2 separate regions of the Homo sapiens genome follow, and region 2 is linked to region 1. The links are chromatin loops, found by intact Hi-C in ENCODE. Cell type or tissue: heart left ventricle. All regions are shown on one strand. Each heading gives the region's core, and the rest is flanking DNA. Links, peaks and the distances in the headings are about the cores only.

What was found. A loop is a pair of places that touch in the nucleus more often than their neighbours do. Peaks named below come from ENCODE experiments on the same cell type or tissue, not always from the same donor. Only the 100,000 strongest peaks of a DNase experiment are listed, where the experiment ranks them.
Region 2: it touches region 1 in a loop (2.2-fold over the local background); 1 of 110 quality-filtered maps calls a loop at or near these places.

The regions. Positions count from the first base shown.
Region 1 is chr1:97,325,200-97,340,788 of GRCh38, forward strand. The region is part of intron 16 of DPYD (dihydropyrimidine dehydrogenase); the gene reads right to left. LOC105378867 (a long non-coding RNA gene) reads left to right here and starts at 12,460. Exons shown (of 4, transcript XR_007066237.1): 1 at 12,460-15,589. In heart left ventricle, for the core only: no CTCF peak of the experiment used is centred there; no DNase peak of the experiment used is centred there.
Region 2 is chr1:97,500,109-97,515,697 of GRCh38, forward strand. The region is part of intron 13 of DPYD (dihydropyrimidine dehydrogenase); the gene reads right to left. LOC124904225 (a long non-coding RNA gene) reads left to right here. Exons shown (of 3, transcript XR_007066238.1): 2 at 7,627-7,741; 3 at 8,821-8,895. Among named protein-coding and RNA genes, the nearest start is that of DPYD-AS2, 290 kb to the right of the region's middle. In heart left ventricle, for the core only: no CTCF peak of the experiment used is centred there; a DNase peak (open chromatin) is centred at 8,943.

The sequences.
Region 1 (15,589 bases), core at 6,739-11,738:
CTTAACAAGGAACATACTATGGTGAACTTTGCTGGTTATGTAATTAACACCTAGAAGCAGCAGCACCTAATTAGATTTTTACATCATCTGGGCAAAGGCAGCATCCAGCACTATAAAGAAGTCTTTATTTCATACCTTTCAAATTGCTACTATTCCTAGAACTTAACATAAAACTGCTAAAATCACAAATGCAACTCACAGATTTCTTACTGCTTTTTCCTTTTTTTGAAAGTGAATAATTTGTGGGAATACTGAAACCTTCTGAATCTGGACCAATGTCCTTAAATGAGCACTTGCAACTATCCTGCCTCTAACCATGAAAGCTTTACAGTCTTCATGGTTTAGGCCATTCTGGGTTTGGTAAAATAAACAGACATAAAAATGATCCAAAACAATCTGCTCTACTTGAAGTGTTTATGAAGTGAATGAAAACTTAGCAGTGGAGTGATTACTTTTTATTAACTTCTAGAGTGTGTGTGTATGAGAGAGATGTGAGGAGACAACAGTGAAGGTGATTGTAGTTTGGAATCTTGAGGGATTCACAAAATCACTGGCTGGAGTAGAGCCTATGGAAAAATGTATGACTAAAAAATACTTAAGAAAAGGTTCAAAAGCATAGGAATGCATGGTATCATATGAAATGGGAAGGAAACTAGTGCATATGAAGGAAGCAGGGAGGAGACATGTCCACATGGTTCAGCTAGAGTTTAGGGTCAATTTTTGAAAGATTTTGTGCCTTATCCTTTAGGCAATAAGAAAACATGGAAGGCCATATGTTTAATCCATGTTTTAGAAACATAACTCTTATATATGTCTATGGGGTGAGAGTATAAGAGTCCAAGCAGGAGACCAATCAGAAAGAGAAGGTATGGCTAATGTGAAACAATGTCAGTGAAAATCAATAATTTCAAGTGGACTAGGATGTTATTTTAAAGATGAATGTTAAAAAGTTTCAAGATAAGGACAAATCAGAGTTGGGGAATGAAAATTTAAAATTTTGCAGATTTCAATTGCTGGAGGATAGTAATGTATTCAATCAAGTTAGGAAACACAAGAGAAGCAGGTTTTGGCAAGGGCTGGGGAAGGGTGAATGAATTTCAGATACATTGAGTTTGAGGTCTCTATGGGACATCTACCTGAAAGAATCTGGTTGAGAGTTAATAGAAATCTGGATCTCAGAAAGGAGTTTTGGAAACATAGATTTGAGAGTCATTGGCATAACTCTCAAATTAAACTCTAATTAGTAGATGGTGGTTGATGTCTTGTGAATGGATGAGAAGATGGAAGGAAAAGGGCTTAAGCTTTGGGATCATTAATACTAAGGTGCAGAATCCTTATAATGGTCAGAGAGAGAGGAGAACAACCAGGAAAAATATAAATGAGAAGACCACTTCCCCTAAAAAAGATGTGGATGAAATTATTGAGGTAAAATACTGCAGAGAAATTAGGTAGAATGAAGACTGAAATGTAAGTAATAGAATATACCACTCACAGTTATTGGCAACTTATGGGAATGTAGTTATAGACACCTAATAAGATGGAAGGCAGATTGCAAGGGGTTAAGAAATTAATATTTGCAAACATATAGTCAAAGAAAACTAACAATAAATTAATCTGAACTATCAGAGTCTATAACTGTGTTTTACATAAAATACGTATAAAACAAATATAGCAATTAATTATCATTTTACAGTTCTCACAATTAGAACTAATGACATGATGAAAGAGATCATCTGTTATGTTACAAGGCAATAAGTGTATGTAAAGATAAAGAGATTATAAGACATTTTAAAATAAATCAATTGTGGTTTAAACAACATCCTGAATTCTTACAATGTGAAACCAGCAACTGTCTGAGACACCAAAAATGAACTTTGCTTATTAAACACATAATTGAGATCACAGGCCTAAATAGGACCTGAAGAAGTTCCCAGACAATATTAAAACTAACATATATACCACAGTTAATGATTTTCCAAGTCCTCTCACCTATTAGCTTTACGGTGCTTAAATCATTCCAGCTTTCTTATTTTCTTTCAAATTATCCCTAGCAACAGATACAGTAGACTCTGCTTCTCATAATATTTATAATCATCAAATTCCAATGAATATCTTTCTTATCCTGCTACAGATTAAAATCATATCTACTTGTCTTACCTTGAATGAGAAAAGAAACAACTATTTACCATAATTCATTCAATATTCCTACATTATATTTTTCAAATGTTATTTTCCTGATTATAAAAAAAGTTCTTAATTATTGTGGAAGCAAATACCAACTTGAATAAAGAAGAAAAAACTAAAATTACTCATAATGAAACAACTAAATAGAAATAAAATTAAAAAGGTCTATTTCCTTTGAGTAAGAAAATTTTACTCCTTTATTGAGTAAATACACTGTACTCAAAATTTAATGCTTATCATTTTTAGTTATATATCCTTCATTTTTATATAAGGTGCATTCCCTATGTCACTAAGCTTCTTTAAAAATACTATTTTAACAGTCATATATTTCATATAATAATTTATAAATCATATAGATACACCCTATTTTACTTAATTATTTATTTCTCAATTTTTGGATGTTGAGATTATTTCCAGGTTTTGTTATAAATAACATGGCACTAAATCTCTTCTAATAGGTGGTGCTCATACATTGCCTTGCTTTTGATGCTACGTGCTGTGTTCATAGGCAAAACTGATATTACAAAAAGCAAATACATAACAATAGGCATTTAGAAGATATAACTTCTTAGAAGAACTGGGTAATCCATAGCTCTGGGCCTGGCACAAGCAGGAACTTTGATGCTGTATGTTAACACAAGGGCAACTGATGAAGGAGATATAAGTGGGTATTTCAGTTGATGCACGATACCCATCCACAATTGGTCTTCAAATCTCCTCTGTCCTCTGAGAGAGAGTAGAGTATACAGGGCTTCTATGTCTTGCTCACATACAGATCTCCTCTCAGATAGCACATGCATAATTCGATTTGTCCACAATGTATAATCTGAGCCTATGTTATTCATAATAGAATTGCCTAAACCTTATACACCATAGAGATGCCTCTTAAGAAATAAAACAGTAATGCTACTATATTATAGACATGGTTATTTCTAAATAATTAAGAAAGAGACAATAGCCTATATAATACATATAAATCATGGCATGCAGCGAAAACCAGTCACTATATAGTATGTTAGGAAAGTCATATTAGTCTACTTATGTTTAACTCCCAGGCCAGAGTTTATTAATGTTGTTTCCTCCATCCACAATATCCATCCCATTCATATCACACACACTTGCTCCTGCCCTTGAGTGAATTTACTCATTTACTTTTCCTTCAGATTTTACTCAGATTTTTGCTTAATAGAAATGTACTTAACAGATGAATAAATGAATACTACTTGTTATATAACTGGATACTATGATAAAATTATTTGAAAAGTATCAATAGTGTTATAGGTATCCAAAAGACACATTAGTTAGAAAAGATAACAGAACTATATCCTACTAGAAAAGGGAAAAATGGTCAGATTACATAAAATATAGGTTTACTTTTACAAAGTATACTTAAGTAGTATTTTGTTAATCATTTCAGAGTTATATATTTACTTTTATACAAATAAATGTACTTAAAGTATGCTGAAATTTTACTGTGATTATGTTGCAATCAATTATTACAGAAAAGTTGTGAATATTCAAGTTGGACTTATTTGTATCAGCTCTTTACACCAAAGGGCTTTTTATTGTATGCTTTTGTTTTATTTCACATTTAATTAAAGCTAATAATTTGTTTAAAGTTTGATTAGAGAAAATATTTTCCAAGGTGAGTGAGAAACAACTTCTGAATATTACTTCCTAGATTTTTGGACAATTTGGTAGGATGAACTTAAGCCTAAAGCACCTATTAAACAAGAAGGAAAAGAAGAATAATAGTAAATCTGAATTTTGTTAAGATTTCATGAATAGAAATGAGCATTACAAAAAGATATTTCAGGATGTGGAAATGCTACCAATTTGAATACTGCATAAATTCATTTTTGTGGTGATGTCACTAACTTTGAATTATCCGTATTAGAGTGGGAACAGCCATTTATATTACAAGCATATTCAAAATAAAGTATATGTCTCTTTGGGATGTAATCAGCATTACAAATGTACACTGCTAACATTCTTTATTTTCAGTATTTAATCCTGTATTAAAGTGATGTTTGATGAGCACTCTGTGGCTACTAATGGGTAAGGGTAAGAAATAATTTTGAGGCTGGGCGCAGTGGTTTACGCCTGTAATCTCAGCAATTTGGGAGGCCCAGGTGGGCGGATCACCTGAGGTCAGGAGTTCGAGACCAGCCTGGCCAACATGGCAAAACCCGGTATCTACTAAAAATTAAAAAAACAAAATTAGCTGGGCATGGTGGTGTGTGCCTTTAATTCTAGGCACTCGGGAAGCTGATGCAAGAGAATCTCTTGAACCCAGGAGGTGGAGGTTACAGTGAGCCGAGACTGTGCCACTGCACTCCAGCCTGGGCGACAGAGTGAAACTCCATCTTAAAAAAAAAAAAAAGGAAAGAAATAATTTTGAGACCCCATGCATGAATGGCACACTAGATAAATGTCTTACCCTATGTTTGAACACAGATTCACAAAAGAATGACTATCAGGTCATTTTTACCATGTTTGTGACTTTTGATGAAGGTTAAAATTTACAAAGAATGGAAATATTTTGATATCTTATTTCTATGTTATTTCTGGTCACTTCTAGAACACCAAAATATGCAATGTATTTCCATCTCAAAAAAAATTCAAGTCCTAACTTGACTACAACTTTCGTTATTATGTATATATGTATATAATCCTAATATACAAGAAACATTTTACTTATATTTCTTAATTCCTAATTAGATAGTGAACAACTGTTTGGACATTAAATTTCCTGTATTTTGCCCTGACACAATATAAAGTGAATCAATAAAAATAAATACTGATTTTCCTGGCTTTAAAAGAAATCAGGATGAGCTCAAAAGCAGCCCTAAAAAATTGAAAATTGAAAAGATGATAAGTTCATTCTCTTTTATATCACTCCTTGTTGTGGTTCATTGTTATAACTGTTGTTTAATTAATATCCAAACTTGCATAATAACTAAAGTATGTGAATGGTAAACAGTAGGGTATCATCAGCCATAATTATCTTATTTGCCTAGTAGTGGGCTGCATGTTATATAACCAGTCTGTAATAATCCTTATTTGATGATACTCATTAATTCATTCACTCCACAAATATGTATTCAACTGCTACTCTATCTGCCAGAGCTCGACAGTAATAAGACAAAGCTACTTTTCTCATGAAGTTTTCATTCTAGTGGAAAATATGATAAGAACAAAATAAATAAGTAATATAATTTCAAGTAGGTGATTTAAAAATATACAACAGGGCAAGGGATGAGGGGGTAGAGAGTGGCTGTAAGGGTGTGGTACACTGGGGATGAATTACCTTGGATAACCTTTTGGGAAAGTCACAGTTAACTCCGTATATTCTATAACTACACAAATTATCCATTTGCTTTTATAGTTGCCTTTAAATTATTTTAATTTCATGAACTTAAATTTTGTCTTTGCTCACAGATTTTGAGTTGCTCAAAGTTAGAGATCATGTATTTTTTCATCATGCAATATCATCCACAGGGACAATCATAATATTGGTACATGAAAGACACAGTAGATATCTTTGTTGACTGAATATTAATTCTTGACTAAATATTCATTACTTAGATAAAACTTTTTAAAAATAAAACGCAACTGCAAAGCAAATGTAATGCTGACATATTTCATATGATCATTGCCTGTCTACATGATCCAGTTCTATATAACACAGTAAGAGGAAACTGAGATACAGGTGTGAGAAAGCTTCTAAGAGTTAGGATAACTCTTAGCCAAGTCACTAGCTCACACCAGCCTCATGACTCAAATTTTTTGCAAACCTATATATTGAGGATGGGTGTGGTGGCTCATGCCTGTAATTCCAGTGTTTTAGGAGGTCAAGACAGGAGGATCGCTTGAGGCCAGGAGTTCAGAGCCAGCCTACGTAACAAAGACCTCTTCTCTACAGAAAAAGAGGAAATTAAAAAGTTAGTCAGGCGTGGTGGTGTGTGACTGTAGTCCTAGCTACTTGGGAGGATGCGGCAGGAGGCTCGCTTGAGCCCAGGAGAGTTCGAGGTTACAGTAAGCTATGGCTGTGCGACTGTACTACATCCTGGATGACAGAGCAAGACCCTGTCTCAAACAAACAACCCCCCTGCCAAAATTGTGTATTGGTATATTTTATACGAGTCCATTCACCAATAGTTGAAACTGCAAATGTTTGCACTCATGTTCATATGGGTTATGGGTAGGTAATGAGATTTTCTTCACAAAGGAGAAAAGCAAAGAAGGAGGAAAGAAAGACTAAAGAAGACTAGAGCTAATAAATTAAATTATTAATAACTCCTCTGAAGTATTATAACATTTAGCTTTTGCTACAAATTATATGATGATGCCATTTGTGTAGGGCAGCTTAAGAATAAAGAATAGTGTTTTTGTTGTTGTTCAGACATGGATACAGGATAATATAAAGAATGCTTGTGATTTTATTAAGAAAATAACTTTAAAATTCCACTTGGAAGCTATATATGTTCAGGTCAGGATGAAAAATTCTGAGAAATACAGATCTAATGGGAGTATTAACGGGATATTCTCATCACTGTTTTATCTATTATCCAGAAACTTTTACCTTAGAAGAAAGAATGCTTTATTTCTCTCGTATTCAAGGTTTACATATCCAGGTCCTATGAATTCCATCTGAGATGCTATTAGTTGATCATTGTTATCTTCTAATTGTGTGCCTAGGAACACTGAGAATTCCGTTGGTATTTCTGAGCCTAGATCTACTGTCCAGAGTCATACACCCTTCTTGTCCAGCTCTGCAAGTGGTAATCTGAAGTCTGAGCTGCTTCTCTACAATGAGGCACACATCCTGTCTATTCCTGTAGTCTCTGAGCTAGTTCTGCTTCTGTTTTACAATTTAACTACTTTAAATGGGCCAGATTGTTTTTGGAAAATTTAAAAGAGCTAAATAAAAATGTACATGTATAAAACAGAGTTATTTCAAGTTTCTCACACATGCATTCAATTTTTATTAAACACACACGCATATATGTATTTTTAGCAATATAATAAGGATGGTAGTAATATTAAAGTAGAACTAGGAATAGCATTACTATAGGCAAATTATTGAACTAGGAATTCTGAGTTTGAAGGCTTGATGATTTCGTTGAGTTTTGTGTCCTAGAAGCATCTTCATCTGCTCCAAGCCAAGTACTCTGTCTTCATGCTTGGGCATGAATACAATTCAAGATAGTTACCAACAAAACGATAGTGGTGCCTTGTCATGTAATAGAAAAGATATTGCACTTTTTTGATTCCTGACATAGTATGAATAGTAATGTAAATCACAAACTCTGGAAAAATGAACAAAATGCATAGTCAAGTAAGTAAATTCTTTATTATTGTTGATGGATACATTGAAAAACACAAAAGAGGCTGAAATTAAATAATCTAAATCTCTGAGAGTCATAGACTAAACATTTGCTGTTTCAACTATTTGTGAATGGTTGTAAAGAACATATTAATATGTAATTCTGTAAGAAACTTGAATCATGCAGTGAGGGTATGTGAATGACTCACATGGCTAAGAATGAGTTGAACTTTCAAGAGCTTTTCCAGCTAGCCCCTACACTGTAGTCTCAACTCTTTTTTTAACTTAGTAGTTTAATTTTGTGAAGTTTTATTTAAAAGACCCCCAAAGAAAGCCAACTGCTAATTCTTTTTTTTTTTTTTTTCAGACAGAGTCTTGCTCTGCCACCAGGCTGGAGTGCAGTGCCATGATCTGCTCACTGCAACCTCCGCCTCCCTGGTTTTCAAGCGATTACCCTGTCTCAGGCTCCCAAGTAGCTGGGACTATAGGCATGCACCACCATGCCTGGCTAATTTTTTGTATTTTAATATTTGGTATTTCTGGGCCTAGATCTACTGTCCAGAGTAATACACCCTTCTTGCCCAGCTCTGCAAGTGGTGGTCTGTAGTCAGAGCTGCTTCTTTATAATGATGCACATTCGGTCTATTCCTGTAGTCTCTGAGCTAGTTCTAGAGATGGAGTTTCACCATGTTGGCCAGGATGGTCTTGATCTCCTGACCTTGTGATCCGCCCTTCTCGGCCTCCCAAAGTGCTGGGATTACAGGTGTGAGCCACCATGCCCGGCCCCAATTGCTAAGTCTTAGGATTTTTTTTTTTTTTTTTTTTTGAGATGGAGTCTCACACTGTCGTACAGGCTGGAGTGCAATGGCAAGATCTCAGCTCACTGCAATCTCCGCCTCCCAGGTTCAAGCCATTCTCCTGCCTCAGCCTCCCGAGTAGCCGGGATTACAGGTGCCTGCCACCACGCCTGGCTAATTTTTTTGTATTTTAGTAGAGATGGGGTTTCACCATGTTAGCCAGGATGGTCTTGATCTCCTGACCTCGTGATCCACCCGCCTCGGCCTCCCAAAGTGCTGGGATTACAGGCATGAGCCACCGCACCCAGCTGAATTTTTAAGTACAGTTTTTGAAAGTTGATGGGTCCTAGCCAAAAAAGAGAAGTTCTGGATAAATTTGATGGTGACTCAGACAAAAATGAGCATACCATATGCTCTATATGGAAACAAGAAAAAGTGATATTTGAAAATGTTTTAGCCAGTGCTCAATTCAGAATTTACGTTAATAGCATTATAAACGACTTTAGTTCTGTTTCTATAGACTCATTAGGGGTCTACAGGGATCATTTAAATATTTCAGTTACACTTTACTGCATTTTATGAGGAAAATTATATATTATAATGATACTTGGGGATTTGAGAAGGTCTTGGGACATATCCCTCATGAATATCTAAGTCTCAGCACTAGTAGATTTACTTTTCCCCAATAATTTCTTGTTAATTTTTCAGTAATTGCAAAAATTTGGCTTACTTAGCTTATTATGGAACTCTACTTTTTTGAAGATGCAGAGTTTTCTTGCAAGTTATTTTAAATTTGACAGTAAAATGCCTAAAAACTTAAGACTTAAGATGCTAGAGGAACTGCAACTGCTCCAGATGTACAAGTGCTAGCATGGGGTATGGTTGAAGTTATAACCCCTGCTCTTGCTAATTCCTGCTGCATGGTCATTGTTCAACTCATCTGTCTACATTAAAAAACAAACAAACAAAACAATAGCAGAATTACGGGATTTGTAACATGCATATTGCGTGGTCTGTGACCATAAGTCGCTTTCAGGCTAGGAGCAAAGACAAAGTCCGAGTAATCAAAGTATTAATAGAAGGTGGTATAGAGTAGGGACTGCAACTTGCAAAGCAATGAAAAGAATGTTGGCTTTGGATCAACTAAGCCTCTGCTTTCCTGGCTCTGTTGAATAGCAGCTGTATGACTGGTGCTGACCACATAGTAGGAGCTCAATAAATTATAATTATAAGATCAGTGTCACAAACTACAGTAGAATTTAGAGAAGAGAAGTCATTTTGGATATCAGTGCTCAGCAGAACTATTTAAATTTGTCCTTGGAGAACAAATAGACTTGATGAGGCAGACATTAGAGGGGAATTTGTGCCGCCACCTAAGAATGAACAAAGGTGCTGTAGGGAACAAGAGAGCCCGGTGCATATTGGGAAAAGCACTGTGTGTAAGTGTGTTACCACGGAGGTTCTGTGTGTGTTGGGGCAGTGGGGAACAGACCCAAAGAGTAGGTTTTTAAAAAACGACAGAATGCCTGTCACTGTGACAAACTTCTAGAGAAAATATTTCCTGTGTTTTTCATCATGCTTTCCTTTGCAGCCTGCATAGAAAACTTTGCTGTCAGCTTTTGTAGAGGCTGCTTCCTAAATTTAATTAGAAGATGTTTCCTAACAGGGAAGCAGAGCCTCCCCTCTTCTTTCCATGGCTGCAGTTTATCTAATCAAACTAAGCTCATCAAATTCCTGGCTTAGTTGTTCTTCACGCTGGCTATGCATCACAATCATTTATGGAGTTAAGTACACACACACACACACACACACACACACACACACACACACACACACGATGCCTGGGATCCAGAATTCCTGAAGAATCTCAGGAAAAAGGCAGTCCATGTAACTGTTTAAAAGAGCTTCACAGATTCCAATATTCAGAAATGATTGCAGGAGAACTTTGAGCTCATATCACCTTCCTTAGAAATTTTTTAAAACAGGGTGTGAAGGTGGAATCTATTTAGATATGATAATGCTGTGTTTCTCCATGGGAATCACTATATATTTTTCCTTAAAACAACTGAATACATAATCATCAGGCATTATTTGTAAAGATGTCAAAACTCAAAGAGTTCCATTTACCACAGCTCTCTCTAACTTAGTTGGGTCCCCATAGCCCTCTGCATTACCTTTTCCACTCAGCCAATTCAACAGATAGGTATCAAAATAACTCTAAATTTCTTGCATTTTAAAATAACATATGGGAAAAGAAAATAGTACAGTTGCTGCTTTACTTCAAAGAAGTCCACCTGCCTTTTGAAAGCAAAGACAACAGAGTCAATTTACTCTTTCATATTTTTTGTCCTTCTGTTCCTCCCCCTCCATCCCAGTGTTTCAAGGCTACCCAGACCTCCTTCTCCCTTTGACTCTCATGGGCATTTTCCTTTGCCCAGTGTTTCGTATCCTTGTCCTTCGTGTCTTTCTCTATCTCTTCAAGTCTCTCTTTGAGGTGACTGGTTTCATATTTTAGTCATGAAGTTATAAACAGCTTAATAGTTTTTCCTTATAAAGAATATTCATATTTTAAAAGAAAGCTCCAAAAAAGCAACAATGTGACAGTGTCTCCACCTCACAGAATGACTCAATAATAGTGCATAATTCAAACACCATGGCACAATAATAGAAGAGATACATTTGAGCAAGTAAGCCTTTATGGAGTGCCTCTTGAATTACACCTGGTAGGCTATTCAAAGCCTGACCCAGAACAGGTAAATGCAGTATCAATGAGCCCAAATCAATTTTGAAAGTTTTACAGCAGTTTTTAAAACATAACTGCAAAGATGATTTAAAGAACTAAGTCTAGTAAAACCACCAGGCATCAAACCTGAGGTGTCGATACCTACTAGGTTCTCAATAAGTGTTTGTAGAATGAATGGATGTACTAACATATTTAAATCATATCAAGGAAAGAAGGCTGGGTGTGATGGCTCATGCCTGTGGTTCCAGCACTTTGGGAGGCCGAGGTGGGCAGATCACCTGAGGTCAGGAGTCCAAGACCAGCCTGGCCAACAAGGCAAAACTCTGTCTCTACTAAAAATACAAAAAATTAGCCTGGCACGGTGGCGTGTACCTGTAGTCCCAGCTACTCAGAAGGCTGAGGCAGGAGAATTGCTTGAACCCAGGAAGCAGAGGTTACAGTGAGCTGAGATTGCACCACTGTATTCCAGCCTGGGTGACAAGAGCAAAACTCCATCTCAAAACAAACAAACAAATCATATCAAGGAAAGAGATGTGAATCAGGAGCTAGGAAAGCTGAGTTCTACTTCTGACTTAGGAACAAGGTGAAAATGGAACAGCAGAGGGTAGAAACTGAAGTGGTCACAGAGATGGGATTGAATGGAAAAATACAATGTTAAAGAGGTTTCAAGGAGAAGTTATAAATAAGGTCAAATTCTGTGCAGTACATGAAAAGGGAGATGATTGTGAAAACGTGACTGGTGACACTTCTGATAGTGTTTTGAGCAGAGTAGGAGAAAGCACAGACAGAAAGAGTTTGGAGAGTGGAAGCAAAGAATTTTCTGAATGACCAGAAAGGAAGGAATGATGAAAAATAGACAAGTGTATTGAGAGGGTGGCAGAATCAAAGCAATTTTTATCATGCATGTAGGAGAATGGGAATGGACCATGAAGAGGCAGAAATGAAAAATGTAAAAGCTGAACAGAGAGTAAGATTTTTAAGAAGTTGATGAGGCTCAGATTAAGCATATGAGTAGGGAAGTTTGTCTCCGAAAGGAGAAGTTCTTCTATCTGATACTGAGCTTAAAGTACAATGCCGAGCAGAAACAAATATTCCCAGGTGAGTCAGAGCTGGGAGGAAGCAGAATTCCTCAGGACTCTATCAAATACCTCGTGTTATGCTTCCTGTCCAAACGAAAGCTACTAATTTCCCACTCTCCATCCTTCTGCCCTGACCACCACATGCTGGCTCACCTCTGTAGTGTAACACATCTCATTCACCTAGGCCTCCTAAGACAGCCCTCTGATTTCCACTGTTCTAAGACAGAACACCTTCAAACGAGATCTTAGCTGATGGCTGACCTCCTAGGCCTTTTGCTAAGAAACTACCAGGGCTAAGTTGAAGGCTCATGACTTAACACATTTTTTTTTTTTTTTTTTGGAATTGGTTTCCAGTTAGGAGATTGTCTCAAATGAAAGCAATACAGATCTGAGTGGAATTTTTAAAAAGCTGTATTTCCAGAGACACTTTAAGTCTGGCAGAATGGCATGGGATTGCTTAACAGTTGAGTACCATTTAACTATGTTAACATTTATGACTGTGCCAATACTGGGCAAGGGTTATTCCCCGGCAAGAGGACCTGAAGCTGTGGCACTCAGTCTGGCTACACAAAGAACTTGCTTTATTTCATGGGAAGTGAGTTGCCACTAAATCTCCCAGGCAGAATGGGCTCTGTACTTAGTACCATTGACAACTTACACCTTGATTCTCTCCTTCTCCTTTTCTAAATGTAGTGGTTCCTCCATTCCTGTTTGCTAAATGTGTCTGTTATTATACAGTCTATTTGTTACAGAGTTTTATACATGAAGTATCAAGACATTATGGTGTCATTATTTTCACCTGCCACTTTAACCCCACAGCTATTTTTACTGAGACATTGGGAAAATTAGATTCATTAGAGATAATCTAAGCAAAATAAAGGTGAAAATAAAAAAAATTGTATACGGTAAAACCTTTACACTTGGTGGCAATATTTAAAACTGTGAAAATGGATTCTAGGAAGATGGGAAGATGCCAGGGTAAGTCAACACTTAAATAAGCCAAGTAGTACCACTGAAGCCTTGAGTTTCCTGGAGAAGAGAGCAAGTGTGAGGATTCATTTATCTTGGGGAAGGGAGAAGAACAGAGGTCCCAACAGGTCTGAAGCTAATATATAGCAGATTCCTTGGCCACTGGAGACTGCCCAGCCACATATGCCGGTGGAGCTTCGATCATCCAAAGAAGAGCACGTCTGCCAAGGTCTCACACAGTCCTTCAGGAGGTTGCCTCATGCGGCTGGTAGGCAGTCCTGGGAGGGTAGGGGTGATGCAATAGGTAGGACAAAATGCTACAAGTTTTTATATTTTAGAAGGAACTTTGTCCCCCTTGGACCTAGAGAGTCTTAGGTCCTGGTCTTATACCTGTCCCAGTGAAGAGGTTCTGGTATGCTAGGGTGTAATCACTAGCTCACCAGACAAAATTGCCATTGCACCCACAAACCTCCAGTTTACCAGTGCTCAAGAAAACCTCAAACCTGGCCTGTTCTTGTGTGGCAAAATCTACATTACAAGGAAGTCAAAGAAAAATTGCTACCTATTTCATGTACTCTTAAACTTGTGGGAGGGAGGTCAAGCTTGAACAGGTAGCTACTATTAAGGAAGAGCTAATGAATGAGACAGAGGAGAATGTTAGTTTCAATGTAATGAGTATTCTCAAAGAGATACAATTAGAAAATAAAAATAATAATTACTTGAACTAACAATAATGATTTTCACAGTTCTAAAATCAAAGAGAGGAGGTAAAAAAAAAAGAGAGTAGCTACTGCTGAGACCTGAATTAACTGTCTGGATGACCAAAATAAAGGGACAAAGAAGGAAATTAGTGATAAAATAAGTGATTTAGAGGAAGATCTAGGTGACATAACATGCAAAGAGAAGTAGTTCCAGATGGGGAAAACTTCAGCTTCTATCAAATAGAAGTCATAATCATGGAAATAACAGAATAAAAATTCTGTTGAAGAAAGGCTTGTGCCTTTTGACTGAATGGGCTCACTAAGACTCAGACAGGATTAATTTTACAAAAAGCCACACACCTAGACATAATCAGGGAAAATGTCTGACCTCCAATGCTAATGAAAAAAATTCTTTCTTCTACTCAGAACAAAAAATAGTTTTCTTACAAAAGAAAGATTATGCGACTATGTTATTAAAAGAAAATGACTGTCGCCCAAGAATCTTTATACCAGCCAATCAATATAATAATCAAATGTTAAGAAAAAAGGCACAATGGTTTTCAACAATCAAGAATTCAGAAAATATGCCACCCATGTACTGATATCTTATCTGAAGAAAATACTCAAGGAAGTACTCCCAATCTCATAAAATTTCTACCAGAAGCAAATCTCTTCTTTACAAGAAGAGCAAAGCACAATGCAGTGTTAATACAGTGAATAAACAGTGTTAACTTGTTTTAGTTTATGTGATGATAATTCTATAACTAAGACAGAATAGAAATTATAAGACAGTGTTCTTAAAATTTATGTTTGTGTGTGTGTTTAATTAAAACCCGTAACAAAGAGCTTTCAGCTACTCAGAAAAATCCAAAAATTGTGGAGAAAAGAAGGAAGAGGAAGTAAGGTAGAAAGGAGTTTAAAAGTCTCTAAAAAGGTACAGGGAGTAGAGATTCAGGAGTAAAATGGGCAAGTAGGCTGTCTTAGTGTGATCATTGTCATTACTGAACTGGATATACTAAGCGAGAAATATTGTTTCACATATTATTGTGAATAGCAGAAGAATGCAATTTCCAAATTAAGAGACTTTTAAAAAAGGAAAAACACCCAACAAAGTAAATAAACAGTAAACACAAAATATTATAATAATAAGTAAATAGGTCATTTACCACTATATATGTTAATGGAATGAATTATGAAAATAGAGAAAAGAAAAAAAGAATGCAGGAATGGAAATATTAATGTTAAGAAAACAATGAAAACTCAGGTCAAAAGCACTAATAAAGATAATTAGTGATATAATGATTACAGGAATAATTCTCAAAGCTATATGCATAAACTATATATCAAACAAGAAAAGACATATAGGGAAAAAGTGGGAAATGATATAAAAACACAACGATGGCCAGGCATGGTGGCTCTGCACTTTGGGAGGCCAAGGTAGGAGGGCCACTTTAGCCCAGGAGTTCAAGACCAGCCTGGGCAACATAGGGAGACTCTGTCTCCACAAAAAAAGTAAGAATAAATTAGCTAGGTGTTGTGATGTGTGCCTGTGGTCCCAGCTACTTTCGGGAGGCTGAGGTGGGAGGATCCCTTCAGCCCAGGAAGTTGAGGCTGCAGTGAGCTGTGAGCACGCCACTGCACTCCAGCTTGAGCAACAGAGTGAGACCCTATCTCAAAAAATAAAAGAAAATAAAAACACAACAATGGGAAATTTTAATAGGTATCTGTTAGATTTTGACTGATCAGTCAGATTGAAAACAGTAAATACGTAGATAAGTTGAGTGATA
Region 2 (15,589 bases), core at 6,053-11,052, 170 kb after region 1:
TAAACTTCCTCAGCTACAAAGAACAATAAAAACAACAAAGCAAACTTCTAGAACTTTTAGTTTTAAAGGCACTCAAATTTTACAGGTAATTCATCAAACACCACTCACATCCACACAGAAATCAAATACATTTAATTATGTATTGAAATATTTTTTCTTACAAATTAAACTACAGGCAAAATCCAGTTGCATGACAAAACTGCATAAACAGTAAAATGAAAATGCTCTCATTACAAATACAATTTTTACTCAGTTAAAATATCATCCAAACTTATATTTGTATCATGTCTAATATTTTTATGATTCACAGTGATATATAAATTAATAATTAAATAATGAATTCAAAGCTCTTATTTCAAATGTCTTCTAATCAGTCATTTTGTTATCTTATATTTTCATAAAAGAGGCATTGTTTTAGATGCATGGGATTATCGTTTTTTATTTTTTGCCAAATATATATGTTAAAAGGAGGAACTGTAGAATCATACAAGGCGTAGATTAATATAATGTGAGATAGTGTATCAGAGGTGATACATGCCACGCAAGCAGCATATTTTACATTCTGACACACATTTTAAGCCTTCTTTTACTCACGTAATTTAGGCTTCAGATGCATTTCTCAATTGCTCACTGCAGAATAGCTGCAGAACTGAAACAAAACCTTCAGTACAAAAATGACAACCCTTTTGTTTCCACTAAATCCGTATTCTGTCATCCACTGGCAGGGAGTTTTCCAGTCATGTTCTCTGCCAGTCCTTACCAGTTTGCCAATTATACAAGCTGCTTCCCAGACATCAGACACAAATTCCACAAGACTGCTGTGCAAGCGTACCCTAATTAACCATCAGCTTAATTAGACAATTTACTGTGTAATTAGCAGGCAATTAGTCAACACCTCTCAGATCTTATTGACTGCTGTGACAGCCTTTCAGTCTTTGCACATTCCAACATTCCAATACACAACAGCGACCATGTTTCTAGCACTCTGAAACCCTGTACGACATAGTTCTGGACGGAGAAGTGGGTAATATTATATAACAAAGGAAAAAATCAATATGGAGCCTGTCCAATTACTGAACTGTTTATAAACTTGTCTTTTATTTAATACCAGAAGTCTAACATTAAAACTACTTTAATATCTGCTTCAAAATGGTTATAGAGCCAACTTCTTAATATGTTCTATTTCATGTTTTAATGTAAAACACTTTAAATTTACTATGAATTATACCCCCGATTGGCTCTGCCTATAGTAACTTGAGTAAATTTTCAATCAGTGTATCAGAGATCTACTCAATTAAATCCAATTAATGTGGCCTGGTGCAGTGACGCACACCTATAATCCCAGAACTTTGGAAGGCCAGCACAGGAGGATCACTTGAGCCCAGAAGTTTGAGACCAGCCTGGGCAACATAACAACACCCTGTCTTTAAAAACAAAACCAAACAGAAACACATTAGCCAGGTGTGGTAGTGCACGCCTATAGTCCTAGCTACTTGGGAGGCTGAGACAGGAGGATCACTTGAGCTCAGGAGTTCAAGGATACAGTGAATCTACACTCCAGCCTGGATGACAGTATGAGACCCTGTCTCAAAAAAAGAAATCTTACTCATGTTAATAGCAGTTGTAGACACAAATCCTACAAACACTGATAAAAAGTGCTCTGGGGTAGGGAAGCGTTTTTTAGTTTTCTTTGAGTCAGCTACGAAGAAATCACACCTCAGCATTTTAATGTTTACATTAACACTTTACATGAGTTACATGATTTTAACATTTAAATTAACACATTAATTTTACATAGAAAAGCATGTTTACAAATGTATTCCTCTGAGGTCATGTATATGTCATATAATACCCACTGCTCTTTGTAATGCAATTTCTGACCTATATAAAATATTTTCCATTATCTCGAGATTTCATGACTTGTAACTAATGAGATCCCAACAACTGTAACAAAGAATGATCCTTTATCGCTTTTCTTTCAGAAATATTACAGAAGAGGATAAATTTTATTGAATGATTTAAAAGTCATAAGATCTTCTGTTAACCAAAAAGAACAGGAGGAAAGAATTTGTGACCACTCCTTCATAGTTTAATTGGTTAACTGCCACATACATTTTCTAACACCTGATAAACTTCCATAAGTATAAAACCACTATGACAACATAATTATTTCTGCATTATCTAAACTTTGCCATTAGCAGCAATTTTCTTTTTCTTCTTTTTGAATGTAAGGGCCTGAAAATTACCAGCAAGAACAGTTATTGAAAGGCCACAGGTTGGAGGAATCTAGAGAAGTCCATTGTGGCCTTATTGGTACCAGGTAAAGTAGAATGAGATGAGGACCGAGAGACAGGCAGGAGCTGTTTGCTGACATGATTTGTACAAAGATTCTGGATTTTATTTTAAGGGCTAAGAGAAGCCATTGAAATGTTTTAAGCAAACAGCCACGATCTGATTTAAGATGTCAAAGTCCACTCTGACGGTGGTGTGGAGGCCGGAATTTAGGATAAGAGTAGAAGCAGCAAGACTCTTTTAGGAAGCTGGTATACTATTCTGTGAGAAATGATGGGGGCTGTGATGTGGGTGGTACCAGTGGAGATGGGAAGTGACTTTCTACCCTTTAATAACTGATCACATAACTATTAATGTTTTAGTCTGGCATACAGATTATGGTAATAAGAATTATAACTTTTATTGACAGGGTATTTTACATGTTACGAATCATTTTAATATATTTATTTAAAAAAAATTCAATCTAAGCCTCACTAGAATACTGTAAAAAGGCAGAGCAGGTATTATGGTCTATTTTGTAATTCAACATGTGGAAGTTTAGATAAGTTAACTAATTTATTAACAGTCAAATTACTTACAGAAGAGGTAACCCTCAACACTTTTCTCAAAACAAAGGGAGACAACTGTAACGTTTCAATAATAACTAGTATGATTCACTATGAAAACCATAATTTAAAACTTAAGAGTATATTGTGCCTCTCTAGCCTTCTGCATGCAAGCTTGTTTTTCTCTTTTCATATTATAATACTTAATAAGATAATATTTGTATACATTTTATTTACCTGTGGATCTCTGTTGTCTATACAATATTTCTCTTTATATTGATCAACAGGAGATGTCCAAAAATCACACCAATGTTTGTTTATTCCCCCCATTTAAAAGCCATATACTAAGTGGCTGCCTACCTTATGCTGAGTATTGTAAAAGATCCAAATATCTTTGTGGCAATCTCACGTAACTCCAACTATCAGGAGTATAACTGAGCAAGGACCCCAGCTGCTGTGCTGTGAATGAATCCACTCCTGGATTTTCACTGCAGCCATGCTTCCTGTGGCTTAGCCAATGACTGAGCAGGGCAGAGATACTAAGCAGGCCCCTTCCTGAGAGACATGAAGACTCTAGATGGCTTTGTCGAAGCTTTCTCAGTCTGCAAGGCACTCTATGATGCTCCTACTCAACCTTTCTTTCTTCTCTCCCCAATGTATGGCTTGACTTCTATTGCTGTCTTATGGCTCTCCCAGTCCTCCTCAACACCCTCCATATTGTCTCCCACAATTATTTCACCTAATCAAATCCATGCATGTTTAATCACATCTTGGCAACGGTTTCTTGGAAGATCTGAACTAAAACCTGCTGCCATATTAAAAAAATTAAATGTTACTGACAAAATCCAGAAAAAAAAATCTCTATATGCAAATAGTTGTATGAAATGTAAGGGTTTTTAAATAATGCATTTTCATATACTAAATGTCCATAAGTAAAATTCAATATGGATATTATTAATGCAACAGAATATTAAAATATACATTTTGGCTGAGACCTTAAGGGGCATTGAGATAAATCACAAAAATAAATTTTTCCCTTACAGAAATGTTCAAGTAGATAACAAAAATCTGCTTAGGGAACTCTTACACCCTTCACTCCAATATGGAAACAAAATGTTAACAAAAAGTTAGGGATGGATGTTGGAGATTATGACATGGTTTCTTTGGAGCATGCTTCTGGGATTATATGAGTCCCACTGTCATCCCAAATCCTGAGAGACAGCTTTTAAAAGGGACCCTTCAGAGCACTTTATATGTGTTCCCCGCAGTTTTATTTTCTTTTTTGGAGGTTGGTGCACCGTATACAGTGTCCCACTCTGCTTGATATATCGAAAAGGTGTGAGTTGTCTGTTGCTAAAAGATGAGCTAAAAGAGATGCAACTGTACAGCAACTAGCCTATATTCCTAGAATTTGTCAGGGGAAAGGAAATGTAAGATTTTCCTGTGGACCAATTAAGGGACCCATATTTAAATAAGTAATGTGAAGTCACCTTAAGCTCTGTTCAATATGGTCCCTTGGAAAGGCAAATGTGTTGCAGCAGAGAAAAGCTAAGTTACTCAATAGCTTCCTAGGAGTTTCCTAGAGAGCAAGCTATGACCAAAGATTCAAAAGCACCATAGGGAAGAGTTCCCAAGTGATGGGAAGTATTTTTGAAGAATGCTTGGAGGTACCCATTAGATAAACGTTAGTCTAAACAAAAGTATGTCTCCTAAAGAGGAATATTATAGCTGTACAAAATTATATTTAGCCATGAAAGTGAAAATACTCTTCAAGAGGTAATAATATTTATCAATTTAAAATTCATTATATTGCTGAACAATGTATTACATTGCAAAATAAAACTGGTTGATAAGAGGAGGGAGGTAGTCAGTCAGCAGGTTCCCTTTGCAGGGCCTGGTGGTCACGAGATCTGATCTCCAAAGGCTTCCATTCAGGAAAGGGGCCGGGGGGTGGGGTGGAGTTTAAAAGGAATCCATTCCCTCTTGTGTCCATTGAGTAAAATTCTATAAGAGCTCAGACAATGGAGAGAAGATAACCATTGATTAATGTAGCTCCAGGGGACTTGGGTGGTCATTGGCCTTTTAATATTTGAAGAACAATAAATGTCTCCTTACCGATAAAGAATGGTAAAATTAAGGTATAGACGATGCAAACATAAACCTGGTGATAAAACCAGTTTTGTCAGAAAAGAGAGTTTGTATGAGGAGAGAAGTGAAAGTTATTGTTGAAATGATAAACAGTAGTTGTATTATGATTAACAGTCTCTTCCAAATTGAATTATGTAATTTCTTTGCTTAAACCTCTTAACAACAGGTTCCCTGTTTATACAACAACATTTAAATTCCTAACCCCACAGGCCTTTCTCACTATCTCTACAGCTACTTATAACATTTCATGAGACATTATGCTGCATCTTACATATGCTCGGTTCTCTCATGACCGTGACTATCCGTGTGCTATCCCTTCTCCCTAGAATAAAGACAGTTCAAATGTGAAGAAAATAAAAAAATAAAATATTGAAAATAAAAAATTATTAAAAAATTAAAATTATAAAATAATTTAAAAAATAAAATATTGCATATTAAGTAACATTTTAGTATTAAGTAACATTTTAGTCTAAGAATTCCTGTGGCCTTAAGTCATCTTACATCTTTTGGTGTATATATTTTCTGAACTACAGTTTAAGTTGTCTAAAGTGAATACCATACATTACACACATATACACACACACAAACACACACTCGAAAAATAGTATATATAAAAGGACATTATAAGAGCTCTCAAAATACATCAAATCTTGCCCAGATACCTAAAAATGGTACTTTCTTTAATGACATTTTAAGCTAATTTTTCACATAAATAGAGGGTAAATTTGGCAGGATAGAAGTGAGAAACTGTTTCAGACACATGAGATATTGTAGAAAAACATGCAAATGAGGAAAGCAGGGCAGGATGAAAAGGGCAATGGGCTTAGCTGAAGTGAAAGAAGCAGATGAGGCAGTGGGGTAAGAAAAGGTAATTGGTGTGTGATAGGGCAGTTTGAGTGAATATTTAACTAACACACCAGTAACTTCCTTGAGTTAGTGACACTTTATTTCTCATGACACCTCATTTCAGAAATAGTGGTACTTGAACATTAAGCACATTGCTAGTCCTTTAGGAAAAAGGAGCATACAGCGAACTGTAATTTTACTAAAACAGAGTCAGTCTTGTAACAAAATAGCCAATGTAGGTATGCCTTTAATAAAAATCTGACAGTAAGGTAATCATGGTATAAAGTATTTAAAATGAGTATAAAGAATATCATTACATAGTAGTTACTAGAATCTTATTAAAAAGCAATAAAGAAAATACAAAGGCAAGGAGAATATTATGGAATTCAATCCAACTAATTTCAACCAAAGATTGTATCATCTAAACATACCCAAAATATGGAGATTTTTAACTGGTTAAATTTAAAATTCACAGAAGAATTATGTGAGACAGAATAAGGGTAAAATCAGTTTCTCAAACAGCAGGACTGTACTTTAAGGAAATTTCCATTAACCATAATTATGAGAATTTTCCATTAACCTTGACACCACTTGCTTTTTTTAAAAAAGGAAACTGAATAAGAGGTACTTTCCATTACAAGTTAGATTCATCTACCAGCTAACCCAGATCAAAATTGTACACGTCAATTTATATTATTAAAAAGTCTATTTGAGTTTCACTTTGTCCACTCTACCAAAATGATTAACTAATTAACAGGTGTGAAATCACAGCCTGAAATGGGAAAGTGGTGAAGATGTAATTATATTGGAAAATTGATTAGTCTGCTTCATGGTTAAAAATATTACTTTGGCTATAATTAAAAGATTTTTACTTAATATTCGAAATACATGCATTAAATTGTGTTTGAAAGCATCTTAATCTATATTTTTTACTTAACAGACTAAGTCTGGCAAACATGGTATGATTGCGAACAGAGACTGATTTAAAACTTTAAGGATAGACAGTGGTGTATTCATTAGATTCTAACTTGCAAGATTTAGCTTCAATATTGAATGTGTACACACGAGTGTGCAAGCACACATACAGGTTCTTTTGTTGATGAAGAAATGAGGGTTACGTCATAGAAGAGCTTGCTAAATAGTCTTGAAGTGAACACTTGGATGAAATGTCCCATAGGAGTACTATATGTGAACTGTAGCCATTTAATAAACTAATTCTTTATAATTGGAGGATGAGTTGATTTTATGAATTTCAATAAAATACGTCTAAGTTATAAGAACCTAGCTAGGTGATAAACTATTAGTATACAGAAGTCATCTCAGTTTTCAGCATGTTAAAAGTCTCCCAGATAAAAAGCTTACATTGAATTTATTTAAACAATTATAACTCCTAGTTAATGTATATTATCAGGAAAACAATACTATGCAATAAATAGAAAATAATCATATACAAAATTGGAAGCTAGAACTATAGCAGCAAAAATAATGCACTGGACTATTGTTAATTTATTGTTTCATAGACTTTCATGATGAGGTAATAGATAAACTCTTAATAATAAATAAGTAAATCAGTTTTATTTAATCTTTTTAAAAAATCCAGATCTTTATTTCTAACAAGGTTTCCAAAATGAGTTTCAAAAATAAATTGTGATGTTTTGTATTGTAATCCATAGAGAATTACCCAGGCTCTAAAATATTATTACATGACATGTTTGTGAAATTTTCAACTTTAAATATTATCTTTAGCATTTACAGTCCTGACAATGTTATTCCTCAGTTCTCATCTCGTTGATAGGTGCTGGCAATTTGTGCAATTTGTGCAAACGCAGGAGCAACTTCCTCTCAATTAAGATAATGTGGATTGAAACAAGTTTCTTGGAATCCACATGGGAGAACAGACAACCTACATGGTAAAAAGTCTGCAAACCTTATTATGAAAAGAAAAACAGAACTATTTAGAAAGGAAAAAGAAAAGGCTTATGGATAGGACATGAGAGCTGTCTCCAAGTAACTGAAGAGCTGTCATGTGGAATTGTGGTTCAAATTAGAATACTATAATTATTCATTCATCTAACAAGTATGTATTGCGTCCTTTCTATCTGCCAGACATTGTTCTTGGCACTGGGCATGCTGTAGTGAGCAAGAAAGACAATATCTCTCTACTTACAGAGCTTACTTCAAGTGGCTAAAACAGAAATAGATGTCCAAGAGCATGGCAATTTCATATGGTGATAAGTGCAGTGAAGAAAAAAACAACCAATGTAATGTGGGATGGAGAGCCTGGGTTTTGAATGGTTAACAAGAGCTTCTCTGAGGAGGTAACTTTTGATCTGAGAACTGATTAAGAAAAAAGAGCCAGTCATATAAATATCTGAGAGAAGAGCATTCCAGGCAGATCAAACACCAAGCAAAATGGTCCTAAGACAGGGAGGAAGTTGCCATGTTGGAGAACTAGAAAGGGGGCCAGTGTGGCTGGCAAAAAATTGGCTTCTGATGACAGCAGATTCACAGAAGCTGTTAAATCAAAATGCTCTCTTGTATTCTCTCTGAAATTGCACATAGAAATATAAAATTTCTGTGCAACTTTTATTTCTCAATAGAAAGACAAGCATAGGTGCCACTCTATACGAAGCAGTGGGTAGAAAGTCCTCAGTGTAAATGCTCAGGCTGAACTCTAAGTCTCTGAAGACATGAGTGCAGTCAAACTGCCTTCATTTTAGACATAAAGTAATATGGTCCAGAGAGGATACATTATGTAAAAGCATGATATAGTGGAAATTGCAGGGATTTGTATCAAATAGACCTTGGTTCAAATCCTGACGTGGTGGATTTCAGTGTTTTGATGGGAGGGGCCATTTCCATGCTGTTACAACCTGATCTGGTCTTGTGATGTGCCCTAAAGAATGGAACACAATGAAAATTATATTGTGCAACTTCCGAGCCTTGGCATCAAGAGGATTTGCAACTTCTCCTCCTGCCTTTTTTGTAGCACTGACAACTTGTGAACAAGTCCAGTGTAGTCTCTTTGAAGATAAGACCATACGGAGATACAGGCCTAATCACGTCAGCTGAGGACCCAGGCATGTGAATGAAATCATCCAGGACCGGCCATCAGCCAGCCACCAAACAGTCTGTCAACTGATTGCAAATCCATGAGTGAGAAGAACTAATATCATGTGAAGCAAAGGCAAGTCAACCCAGCTGAGCCTTGGCCATACTGCCAAACTGTCGAAACAAGAGCAGAAAACGTGTTGCTGCTTTTGGTAAGGTTGTCTGATATGCAGCAATAGGTACGTGATGCTGAAATAGGTTATGTTTGCTAGCATAACAAAATATAAAACATGTGGCCCTGGCTTTGGCATTGTGAGGCAGGCAGAGCCTTGAAAAACCAAGAGTAAGATCTTAGTAAAGGCTGGAAGAATGGTGAACAAACTGTTGTAGAGGTTTAAAATATGGTATGAAAATTGTTATTGGAGGGTTGGAAAAGTGGCCTGTATTATGTGGTGACAGAACAATTGGCAAGAATGTCAGCAGTGATAATTTGGAAAACAGAAAGTGAACATAATACATCTCTAGAAAGAACACTGAACGTGTTCAGTTGAGTGTTTCTACCCAAGTGTGATAAGGTACTAAAAGAGAGAAAAGAGCTAAATAAGGCTATATTTAAATTTGCCATGCAAAACAGACAGAATCCAAGGGACCTAGGACACACTGGGTCAGAAAATAAACTATTCTTTATATTTGTTCTCTCCTAGATGGAAAAAAGGTTCTCAAAATAAAGTACCTTAAAGATCATCTCAAGAATATTGCAGTAAGACAGTTTGTTAAGACTTTAGAAAGACCTAAGGCAGGTCCTAGTAGATTCTCTCAGGGCTTCTAACATTCCTAAAGACATTGTACCACAACAGCAAGGCATATCCAAAAATAAAAGAAATCTGTTTAAAAAGAATTATGGATGTGACTTTGGGCATCAATTTAGTCCTTAATAGATTCAAAATTATGTTAACAGAGTTTTATGATGATATCACCATGAGTTAGGATTAAAAGAAACAATTCAAAACAAAGAGAGGAATAGGGTGCTATAACTTTATTTGGGCAGGAACAGGCTGACAAAACTACTCAGCTGTCAACAGGGGCCATCATTAGCCATTTACAAAACAAACAAACAAACAACAACAAAAAAAAAAAAACTCAGAGGAGAAAACCAGTAGCCCAGAGATAATCAGTAGCCCAGAAGGCAGAGCCAACAGTAGATAGGAAAAATGTATTAGGACATCCTTACCAAGGAGCATAAATGGACCCTGATTCTCCATCCCTGGAGCAAGAGGCCCTGAAAATATGTGCCAAACTGAATTTCAAAATTGCTATGGACAAGTGATTGCTATGTGCCTTCCATTTCTCCAGTTTCTAAAGGAGATTTTATCTACTGTGGTTCTCTTGACTGTATCGTTTTGTGTTGGGTATATGGAAGATAGAAAACATGTCTTTCTATATCACAGAATCCTCAGTAAAAAGAAACTAAAACCAAATAATCTCATAGGCATTTGGACTTGATGAAGATCATAAGATAATGAACCTTGAGCCTAATGCCATGATTAGATGATATTTTGGGTGTCTTGGAAAGGAGTGGATGCAGTTTACATTTGGGAGGGATGTGAATTGCTCTAATCAGAGGGCAAGTTAGGACTGTTTGCAAAGATGGCTGCAATAATCCTTCCCTACTTCTATGCATGTCCCTTTGTAATGTGGTTTTGCACTTCTTTTTATCAATAAGTGGATGGTATTTACCTACTTCATGAACATACATTGACTTTGTAACATGCTTTGAATAAAATACGGAAGTAACACTGTGTAGACTTTGGAGTCTTTGTGTCAAGAGATCTTTCAGCTTCCACTCTTGTCCTCCTAGAACACTACTAGCCTTGTGAAGTAGCCTTATCAAACCTAAACCAGCCACCTTGATAAGACATTGTGAGGCAAGAGAGATTATGAAGAGATAGAGAGAAAAGCTCAGCCATCTCCGCAATTATAGCAATCCCACATGATTGCTATATGCCCCACATGAGGCTCCAGACACATTAGTGGAACATCTTGATCCCCAGGGATCCAAACAACCAACTGTAAATGCATGATTGAGGCCAGCTGACACCCTGTGAAGTAGGAGAACTGATCATGCGTGCTGAGCCCAAATTGCCAACCCACATGACTATAGTCAAATAGATAACTGTTGTCTTAAGTCCTGGACAATTTATTTAACTTTCTCAGACTATTATTTCATCTGAAAACAATACTATCTATCTTATAAACAGATTGTGAGGATTAAATGAAATAATTTACAAAAACATTTAGTCTATACATCCTAAGCACTGAATATAGGGTATCTAATAATGTGAATAATGATAACAACTATAACAATGACCTATAATATTACACATGTCCAAGACAGTGATTTAGAAGCAGCTTTGGATTAAGACCAGGGCCTCCCAGGCCAAAGTACCTTTCCCCACACTACACTGCTTCTCCATATTTGTTAGATTTTTTTCTAACGTATTTATTTACTTGTGGAAAACAACAACAACAACATTTTATTTTAAATAATTCATTTATATTAATATTACTCTTATTTATTCCATGATGTATCAGAGGGCAGAACTATATATAAAACATGGATGAAATTTATGAGAAGGGTGATATGGGGTCAATAAAAGGAACATATTTCTAAAACAGATCTTTCTACAGTCATACAGGTTATATTGCCTTAAAGATGTAGTATATTCCTTGTCACTAAAAGCATTCAAGAACAGGTTACATTTCTTCTCTCAGGACTACCAATACATGCAGTTAGAAGTTAGGCCAGCCGATTTTTACGTATCTTCTTAATATTGTGTGATACTTGCCCTGTTTTCTCAAAAATTCTCTGCATTTTAAAGGCTTATACAACAATCTAAGTCTTAAACCACAATCTATACATTCAGAAATTTCACTGACATTTTCATTTTTAGACACGTATAGATGCACTATAGAAAAGCAACATAGAATATGAAAATTTTTTAATTGGCCTTTTCTCCTTCGATTGAGATCAATACTCAAAACATTCAATTCTTTTATGTGTTAACTGTCTGTTCATATACTGGGAAAAAAATAAACTCGATATGCTCTTGCCAAAAAAATCTATGTATTCATTTATCCAGCGAATATTTATGAAACATTTATCAAGCCTCTCCTATACATTAAGCTTTGTGCTATGGGGTATAAGGTTGTGTTTTACAGAAACAGCTACATAAATACTTTGATGCCAAAAAAAGAGGCTTAAATATTTTCAGTCTTTACTTCTTAGCATTTTATAAGAGAGACCTATTACATGGATACTTATTTACCTAATTTGATACTTATTAAAACAAAATCTATTCATTTGAGATATTTTCATAATTAAAGTTAATCACAAGTTAATCTATGTATAGAAAGGGCTTACAAGTGAAGTGAACTGTTGCTTGGGTTTAGATTTGATTTAGGATAGAAATAAATACTTCTTAGTTTATTTATCTGTGCAGTAATAAAGCTATGCAACTTGCAGTTTCATGTTACAGATTTGCAGTATATAATATGTAGCTCTCCAAGAGAACAAAATTTATGGACAAAATTAATGAAAACAAAATGTTTTTATCTACTTCCTATCAATATAATGTGAACACAGGTCAAGGGGTTATTTTATGTGAAGTCCAAACCATTTCTAATATTCCCTCTTAAACAGATCACTTCTCTGTTTTGTCATGATAATTTAGCTTTAATCAAGCTTGACAGATCGATTTCTCTCCCACCTTTCAAAATTTAAACTTGGAGCCGATATACATTTGTATAGAAAAATGATTTCATAACTATATTTTAAATATGACTTTACTATCTTTATAAAACATAAATAGAATCTCAAGAAAAGCAACCTTGTTATTTTGAAACATTCTTGGAAAGACAGATTTGAAGAGGAAGAATATAGTTAATAAAAGCCATTTTTGATGTTATTTAACACAAAAGCAAACAGATCTTTTCATATTTGACATTAAAAATATGATCATTTGCCTTTCTAAAGAAAGCACATACAGCTTTTATATAGACTGCACAGTAAAGAATAATAATATTTCTGTTTACTGAGATATCAACTGGCATTTCACTGTAAGTCAATGGTCTATCGGTGCTACAGCATATTAGACCTCAATCTGGCATCTACAAATGTCAAGAGTATAAAATATATATATATATACAGGATGAAAATCAAAAGCATGTTCCAAACTCCCAAAAAAATAAAAAAAGGGAAACAAAGTTCACGCAAACATATTTGCTGCAGAAATCAGTGCAATATTCAGCTGTCAATCCAGAAAAACAACGAGGGAGCCACACTGTCAGTAGGACAGGATAATAAAATTTCTAGCAGATGTTCAGTCAGGGCTCTAATTTTCACCGAACTCCCTTGGTAAGCATTTAATTTCTTTATCATATGCAAGCTTGGCAAATTGTACTTCATCAAAATTGTATTGTGAAATATTAATATTTCATATGATAACAAAACCCCATAGAATAACCTTTGTCATATTAAGAGCATCCAAATTTCAAATGTCAAGATTCTGAATTTTAATTCATTTTAAATAGATTCTTCAATTGCCATAATAAATTATAATAAGGCTAATCTAAATTGGTATACTATAATGTCACCGAAATGTATAGTACATGTAATATTTTAATAGACGTCTTTAGTAAAAGGCTGTGGGGAAATAAGTATGTTCATACTACTGAGTTGTATACTACCAACATTTCATCAATAGGAAAGCATAGAAATAAGAAATAAGCACATACGATGTAATTATATATTCACAAATTTAATCACTAATTAGGAACCAGATAAGGAAACAAAAAAAGTAGACCTCTATGAGGCAAACGGACTACTCTGCAAAATCACGTATGGAAAATAATCTTTTTTGAAAATGGCATTACATAAGCCCAAGGTGGCTTCATTATTTTTGTCATTGCAATTTGCAGAAATATGTTTAAAATAGTCTGCACAATATTTTGTTGTACCCACCATCAAAGTAAGTAAAATAGGGTTTCCAAAAAACCCCGCATGGTTACATTTCATGTGCCAAATTTAATTTCCATTTGTTCATAACTCCCCTTTTGAACCAGCATCACACACTTCTAAATTGATAGATTAAATTCAAATTGGAGGTTTAGAAGGAAGTTAGCTTCCACATTTATTTCTGCTGGTGATCCTAATAAAGGCAAGTGCTCCTAGGTTACTGAAAGACACAGCATCACAAATCAATGCATGTCACCAACAGTGTAAAGACTGATGTCTCTGATTAATCAGAATTCAATTATTGCAAGCGAAGAAAACATCAAATTCAAAGCAGCAAACACCTCTTTTTTTCAGCTATAATTCTTCACCTGTGCCCAATTAGCCACCTATTTCGGTTTACATATATGTTTTTTAATAGCATAACTAATATAGTCAGTATATGCTATCTGAGACTCAGTTTTCTCCAATAGATTAAACATTTGATTACAGCTTCTCAGTAATTCTTAACGAATCAATTGAAACAAAGACAAATATACTATCAATATTCTACAAGGTTATAAACAATTGATTCATGGTATTCTAAAGCTGAATCTAGTATATTCTGTTACGCTTCACACTTTGTTTAATAAAATATTCAGTTGATCTATTTGAAAAAATAACTTCTCTTTAAATATAAAAAATCTTTACGAAGGATTTTTTTCCTGCACTGTTTTTTTTTCTGACTTTTGAGAATTCTCTAGATTTTCCTGACCACACTTACACATTGCATCTTGTAAAGCTGTCAGAGTAAGACAGCCTTAATGTTTTAGCCATAATAATGCCAGCTATTGATCCTAGTAAGAGGAAAAAGAGAGAATGTGCTTAATGGGGCATGTTTGTTCTCTATTATTTTCTTTGCCTAAGGATAAAGCTGATTCAAATAATGATACTCTTTTCTTAGTCACTAAATTCACACATTCATATACATTAATTATTACTAACTACCAGTTAGTATTAAATACATTGAGAGGTTTAGCATTTGTAATTTATCAATAAATGGTCTAAAAATGTTAAAGTCTGTTGTTCTTTTCTAATTCAAAACCATATAAGGATGCAATCCTCTTGTATAAAGCATCTTACTTTGAAAACATGCATTTATATGCTTTGTGTACTTTAAAGACTCAATCTCAACTTTAATACGTAGTTTATTTCCTACTAAGTATAAGATGTCCACTTCTGGTTAAGTACAAAGTCATAATGTTAAATGAAACTCAGGGTATTTGTTTTTGAGAAAGGTTTCTGTATTCCAAATTTATAAAGAATCTATCTTATCACCAATACCAATAAGTTACACTGAGATTCTTTTCAACATAAATTGAATTCCAGAATTTTGTGCAAACCAAATCAATTGTGTCCCTATCTTTGAGCTGAGGCATCCAAAAATAATGAAACAATTAATAATACAAAAATAAGAGTTTGAGATTATTAAATGAAAAAGTCACTTTCATAATATTTATATCTTTGTTGCTTCCTAGACAATACTAAATGAGCAATATATGCCTGCCCCTTCTTCCATGGGACAGAAAGGAAGGAAAGAAACTAAAGATTAATGTGTAATGATAGGTCTTGTCAAATAGTTTAATAAGTAGTATTTCTTAGTAAAAAAAATCCATTATAATGTTTATACCTTAATTAAAATATATGATAGACATTT